Regions from separate parts of the Homo sapiens genome. Here region 1 is linked to region 2. The links are chromatin loops, found by intact Hi-C in ENCODE. Cell type or tissue: endothelial cell of umbilical vein. All regions are shown on one strand. Each heading gives the region's core, and the rest is flanking DNA. Links, peaks and the distances in the headings are about the cores only.

Region 1 (2,904 bases), core at 267-2,766, 320 kb before region 2:
AATGTTTGACCAGGAGGGTGTTCGTGTTCCCAAATTGCCATAGCAGCCCTACAGATCATGCTTCTTTCCTCCCCTGAAAAGAGGACGCAGGCCGGGCGCGGTGGCTCACGCCTGTAATCCCAGCACTTTGGGAGGCCGAGGCGGGTGGATCATGAGGTCAGGAGATCGAGACCATCCTGGCTAACAAGGTGAAACCCCGTCTCTACTAAAAATACAAAAAAAATTAGCCGGGCGCAGTGGCGGGCGCCTGTAGTCCCAGCTACTCGGGAGGCTGAGGCAGGAGAATGGCGTGAACCCGGGAAGCGGAGCTTGCAGTGAGCCGAGATTGCGCCACTGCAGTCCGCAGTCCCGCCTGGGCGACAGAGCGAGACTCCGTCTCAAAAAAAAAAAAAAAAAAAAAGAAAAGAGGACGCCTAGGATGGACATTAACTCCACCCAAGTGTATAACTGAGGTCCTAAGAATTGATCAACCTGATCTGTTACCCAATAAGGTCATCCAATAACGGCTTAAGTTCCTTCTTCAAACTTCAGACCTCTGAACTGGTTAAGGGAGCATTCACAAAATTAATAGCCCCCCTGTCCTTGTGGCACCTCTTTTAAGGGGAAGAGAGTTGGGGCTGACTCCATAGATGTGGAGGGAAATGGGAAATTTTGGATATCTTTTTTACATTGTTCTACCTCACGTTGGAGTCCTTTTAGGGAGGGGTACTTAGGCTGAGAAGGAACAGGCTAATGGGATGGTGATTCCCAAGAATCAGGATTGTAAGGAGGAGGAATAACATGAGCAGGAGAAGGATCTGGAGCAGGAACGGGGACAGCAGCTGCTACCTGAGGGGAAGGGTTAGGGGCACTGAGCGTGGGGGAAGATGGTTTAGAGGATCCCATGTGCTGGAGTCTTTAGGCATGGGGACTGGCTTTTCTCACTCTTCAGTTTGAGGTGCTAGATTGGGTTTTTCCCTAGTTGTCTTTAAGGGAAAGAGGAGGACAGGTCCCTGCCTCCAACAAAGAGCATAGGCCAATTCTTCTTGAGAAACTGGACTTTTATCATTTACATATTGAATTAGAAGTTGACACATCACATCCTTGTTCAACCCAAACTTTGACCAAAAGATTGAGGGTTTGAGGATGGGTCCCTGAGTCCAAATAAAACAGCAATTGTTTGTCATTTGTTGCTTTTTCTTATGTTTAGTTCTCTCATTATCTTTCCAATATTTTAACATGAGACCTAGGGGACTAACAGCAGGAATATCTTTATTGCTGTCTTTATCCTTTTTACTCCGTGTCCTGCTTGGGGTGTTTCCCATGTTGGGTCCTAGTTAGGCTCAGTCCCTCATATTAGAGATTTCTTGCCTATCCTTTTCTGGAGGCTTGCTGAGGCTCAATCCCTCGTATTAGAGATTTCTTGCCTCTCCTTTTCTGGAGGCTTATTGAGGCTCAATTCCTCATACTAGAGATTTCTATCCTTTAGCCCCACCTGCTGGAGGCTCCTTGCACCCTTCTTTTGCTTCGTCCACTCTGGTCGCTTCCCGGAGGGGAATTTAGGTCCCTCTTACCTTTGGCACGCCCATATAAACCCCATGGCAGGATCTGTCCTAAGCCATATGAGGTGACCATGGAACCTCAGATAGGACACACTCATTCCGCACAGCAGTAGTGCTTAGTACCATTCACACAAGCAGCACCGCAAGCAGTAATGCTTGTGATCATTCATACACACTTTCAATCTCCAGAATATCTTGACCACCAAGGAAATGCTTTGTCACCCCTGTGACGTTTCTTACCTTGGTCTGTGCACAAAGTTACCTGGTCACCATGGTGTTGCAAGCCTTTTTTTCCCCACATTGCTGAGAGTCCGGATTTATTCGTCACACCGGGTGGGTTCCGATCCCTCACCCTGAGGCCACCGCAACGAGGCAGTGGGATGCGTCTCCTTATGAGAGGTGACCAGAGACCCCTTCCCTGGAGGAGAATGGGAATCCTGGATGAGCCCCAGATTTGTTGGAGATAAATGCTCAGTGCTGCAAAGTGAAACCAGCACTGAGGCGAAAGTTTTCTCAGCAAGGCAGTTTACTTCTGCAGAAGGGTGCTGCTTGTGTCAATCACGATTGCAAGAGCACACTGAACAAAGGAAAGCAGGGGTTTTTATTCCTAATGCAATCCCTCCCTCTGTGTCACTCCTTCATGGGCTGTGGTTGGACTGCACAATCTAAACTGACCCGACTGGCTATTTGTGAATACTTTCCCAAATAAGGAAGGGAAGGGAAATGTGAGTTACAGTGGTGGGACGTGCGGTTTCGAAGGGAGGAAGGGGTGAAGAGTGGGTAACCAAGGGAACAGATGTGAGTTATTGATTAGAACTGACAGGAAGGTTGTTTACAGTTACAGTAACTAGGGGCAAGGAGGCATAGAGAACAAGAAAGTTGAGTTTGAGAACAAAGAACAAGGAAGTTAACAGGCTAAACCTTTGAAGAGGAATTTTATTGTATCCTACATACTTGTTCTAGTCTGTTGTTGACACTTTCCAGTGCATTTTTTATTTCTTTAAGTGTGTCTTCCATTTGCAGAAATTGTGATTTTTTTTTCTTTATAATATCTGTTTCTCTGGAGAATTTTTCATCCATAGCCTGTATTTTTTTTGTTGTCTTTTTCTTTCTTTCTTTCTTTCCTTTTTGAGACTCTGAGCACTCTGTTGCTCACAGTGCAGTGGTGCAATCTCAGCTCACTGCAACCTCTGGCTCCTGGGTTCACGCAATCCCCCTGCCTCAGTCTCCCAAATAGCTGGTATTACAGGCACGCACCACCATGCCTGGCTGATTTTTGTATTTTTAGTAGAGATGGGGTTTCACTGTGTTGGCCAGGCTGGTCTGAAACTCCTGACCTCAAGTGATCAGCCCGCCTCAGCCT
Region 2 (2,904 bases), core at 203-2,702:
TGCGAAAATCACTTCCTTCCTCCCCAAAGACTCCAGCACCAAGAGGAGCTGAGCCGACCAGCAGGAGGGACCCCTCAGAATGACCCTCTGAGCTGGCTTCACTGAGGCAAAAAGGGTTCCAGGGTACTCAGGGGCCGATCCACCCTCTCTCTCAAACACCCTCACTATCAAAAAGGGCAGCCTCCATCCTAGGAGCAGCCGGGTTTACCTCTGGGGCCGTCTTGTGCCTCGCAGTGGCCCTGCAGCTGGGTGGTGCTGACCCCACCAGAGGCAGGCAGACCCACCTGGAGGCCATCTGCCCGCAGGCTGCCCGGGCTGGAAGCCTGGCCTGGCTTGTCTCCAGAATCCCCTCTCAGTTCCAGCTGCTTGTATTTTTGGCTCTTAAGCATTTGTTTGATGCCAGACACAGTTCTAAAGGCTTTTCTTGTACTTCAGCCCTCATAGAAACCTTGTATGGGAGGTGTTATGACTGCTCCTGCTTCGCAGATGAGGAAACTGGAGTTCAGAGAACACAAGCCACTTGCCCAAGGCCACACAGCGAAGACGCAGTGGAACAAGGGCTCCAGCTCCCGGGACCTGGCTTTAACCACTGCGCTCTCCTGCAATTCACCTGGTCCTTTAATCAGGGCAGATATTATACGCCTCAGCTGACATATTTAGTGAGGGAGAAAAACAGTGACTCACCTGCTTGAGGTCACAGAGGGGACCCGGGCTTTTCTACTGGACACATACCATGGTCCCCCTGCTATGCTCAGTTTCTGGGAGGCAGCAAGGAGCTAGTGCCAACTCCCCAACCCCGCCACACCAAAAGGAATCTTCAAGATCTGGAAGAAACAAAAAACAAAGGTGGCATGATTTTTTCTTTTTGTCTTTTTTTTTTTTTTTTTCTGAGATGGAGTCTCGCTCCGTCACCCAGGCTGGAGTGCAGTGGTGCGATCTTGGCTCACTGCAACCTCCTCCTCCCAGGTTCAAGTGATTCTCCTGTCTCAGCCTCCCAAGCAGCTGGGATTAAAGGCACCCACCACCACACCCGGCTATGTTTGTATTTTTTAGTAGAGACGGGGTTTTACCATGTTGGCCAGGCTGGTCTCGAACTCCTGGCCTCAAGTGATCTGCCCGCCTCGGTCTCCCAAAGTGCTGGGATTACAGGTGTGACCTACCATACCCGGCCACAATTTTCAACATTTATTCCACGTCCACCATGTGCCAAGGTTCTGGGAGGCTCGGGCCCTTGACACAACCATGTCCCTGAAAGAGACGAGCACAGAACCAGGAGGCCCTCAGACAACAGACGCCAGAGCCACCAAGTCCCCCACTAACGGTGCCACCCACTTCCCCTCCTGGCCACGCAGGACGGCCCCAGGGTTGGCCTGTGCTGATGGTGCCACCTGGTGGTAGACATGGGAACGCCCTCACCTGAGATTTCCTCTCCGTGACCCTTCTTCCCCCTCTAGGGGTCCTGGGCTGCCCTGAGGCCACCGCCTAGCAAGATCAAGATAGGGCTTGAGCGGCAGTGGGATAGGGCAGTGGGGGTTCCGGGGGGGTCCGGTGCAGGCAGAACCAAGAGTGTGCCGGCGGAGGGCTGTCGGTACAGGGTGCAGGGCGTGGCGGCTGCAGGACCTCAGCTTGCCTCTTTAAATCCCTTCCTGGGCACCGCGGTGGCCCGGCCCTTTCCCCTCGTGCTGTTTCTGCTGGAAACGCCGCACAGTCTCCTCGGGGGCAGCCGCCAGCGGAAACGGTTATTGGCCGCCAGGCAAGCCAGTCCCATCCTTCCCAGCAACTGGGACTTTCCGGGCAGGGCTCCCCAGCGCGGGTTCAGCTAATTAAGGAAGCAATTAGCCTCCCCTGAGGCTATTCATGCTTCCTCACCCACAGTTCTCAGGTTCTGTGAGACCAGAGCCTCAGTCTCCCGTGAGCAGAGGGTGTGTGTGTGGCTGCCACTATTCTGCAGACACGCTGGCTCCACCCCAGAGAGTTGCAGGGCCAGGAAATCTGCATTTAAACAGACCCTGGCTCTCACACTTCGGAAACTGCCCGAAGCACCTCTCAAATATGGGACAGGTTTGATACTCCCTCCCCCTCTCCGTTCCCCCGCTTCTCCCTTCTTCGCCCTCCTTCCCACTTCCTCCCTCCTCCCCGCCCCTTCTGCCCCCCACCTGCCCTCCCTCCCTCCCTTCCATCCTTCCTCCTCCTCCCGGCAACCTTTCTCCCTTCCCCACTCCCTCCCCTCTCCCTCCTCCTTGTAGGGACAGCGCCGCGTCCTGGGAAGGGCAGGGGCTCTGGCGTGAGCTCAGTTTGCATCCCAGCCTTGTCTCCTCAGGCGTTGAAGTGGGGGGCAGTTTCTGCATCCACAAAATGGGGATGAAATACCCACTTTGTCAGGGTTTAGTGAAGAACAATGGAAGTAAACGAAGTGAGAGCACTCTGCAAACAGTGAGATGTTGATAGAAAAGTAGTTTTAGGCCAGGCGAGGTGGCTCACGCCTGTAATCCCAGCACTTTGGGAGGCTGTGGCGGGTGGATCACCTGAGGTCAGGAGTTTGAGACCAGCCTGACCAACATGGAGAAACACCGTCTCCACTAAAAATACAAAATTAGCCGGGCATGGTGGCGCACGCCTGTAATCCTAGCTACTCGGGAGGCTGAGGCAGGAGAATCGCTTGAACCCGGGAGGTGGAGGTTGCAGTGAGCCGAGATTGCGCCATTGCACTCCAGACTGGGCAGCAAGAGCAAAACTCTGTCTCACAAAAAAAAAAAAAAAAAAAAAGAAGCTTCCAGGAGTAGACAGGAGGGCTCGCAGGAGGGACTGGGGTGTTCCTTCCAGGCTGAGAGGCTGAGGCTGGAGAGAGACGCAGGGGAAGTGGAATGAGAAGGCCTCCCTCCTCCCCTAGGCCTCCTCTGATGA

Evidence for each region. Hi-C counts contacts between places; a loop is a spot of excess contacts. Peaks named below come from ENCODE experiments on the same cell type or tissue, not always from the same donor. Only the 100,000 strongest peaks of a DNase experiment are listed, where the experiment ranks them.
Region 1: it touches region 2 in a loop (8-fold over the local background); 2 of 110 quality-filtered maps call a loop at or near these places.

What each region holds. Positions count from the first base shown.
Region 1 is chr22:42,113,427-42,116,330 of GRCh38, forward strand. The region is part of intron 3 of NDUFA6-DT (NDUFA6 divergent transcript); the gene reads left to right. Among named protein-coding and RNA genes, the nearest start is that of CYP2D6, 16 kb to the right of the region's middle. In endothelial cell of umbilical vein, for the core only: a CTCF peak has its summit at 1,493 (motif pointing left); no DNase peak of the experiment used is centred there.
Region 2 is chr22:42,436,272-42,439,175 of GRCh38, forward strand. It overlaps LOC101927344 (a long non-coding RNA gene), which reads left to right and starts at 1,896. Exons shown (of 6, transcript NR_188414.1): 1 at 1,896-2,061. It also overlaps a transcript of NFAM1 not described here. RefSeq lists enhancers at 1,091-1,190, 1,931-1,980, 1,944-2,445. In endothelial cell of umbilical vein, for the core only: a CTCF peak has its summit at 1,425 (motif pointing left); no DNase peak of the experiment used is centred there; H3K4me3 peaks cover 238 bases.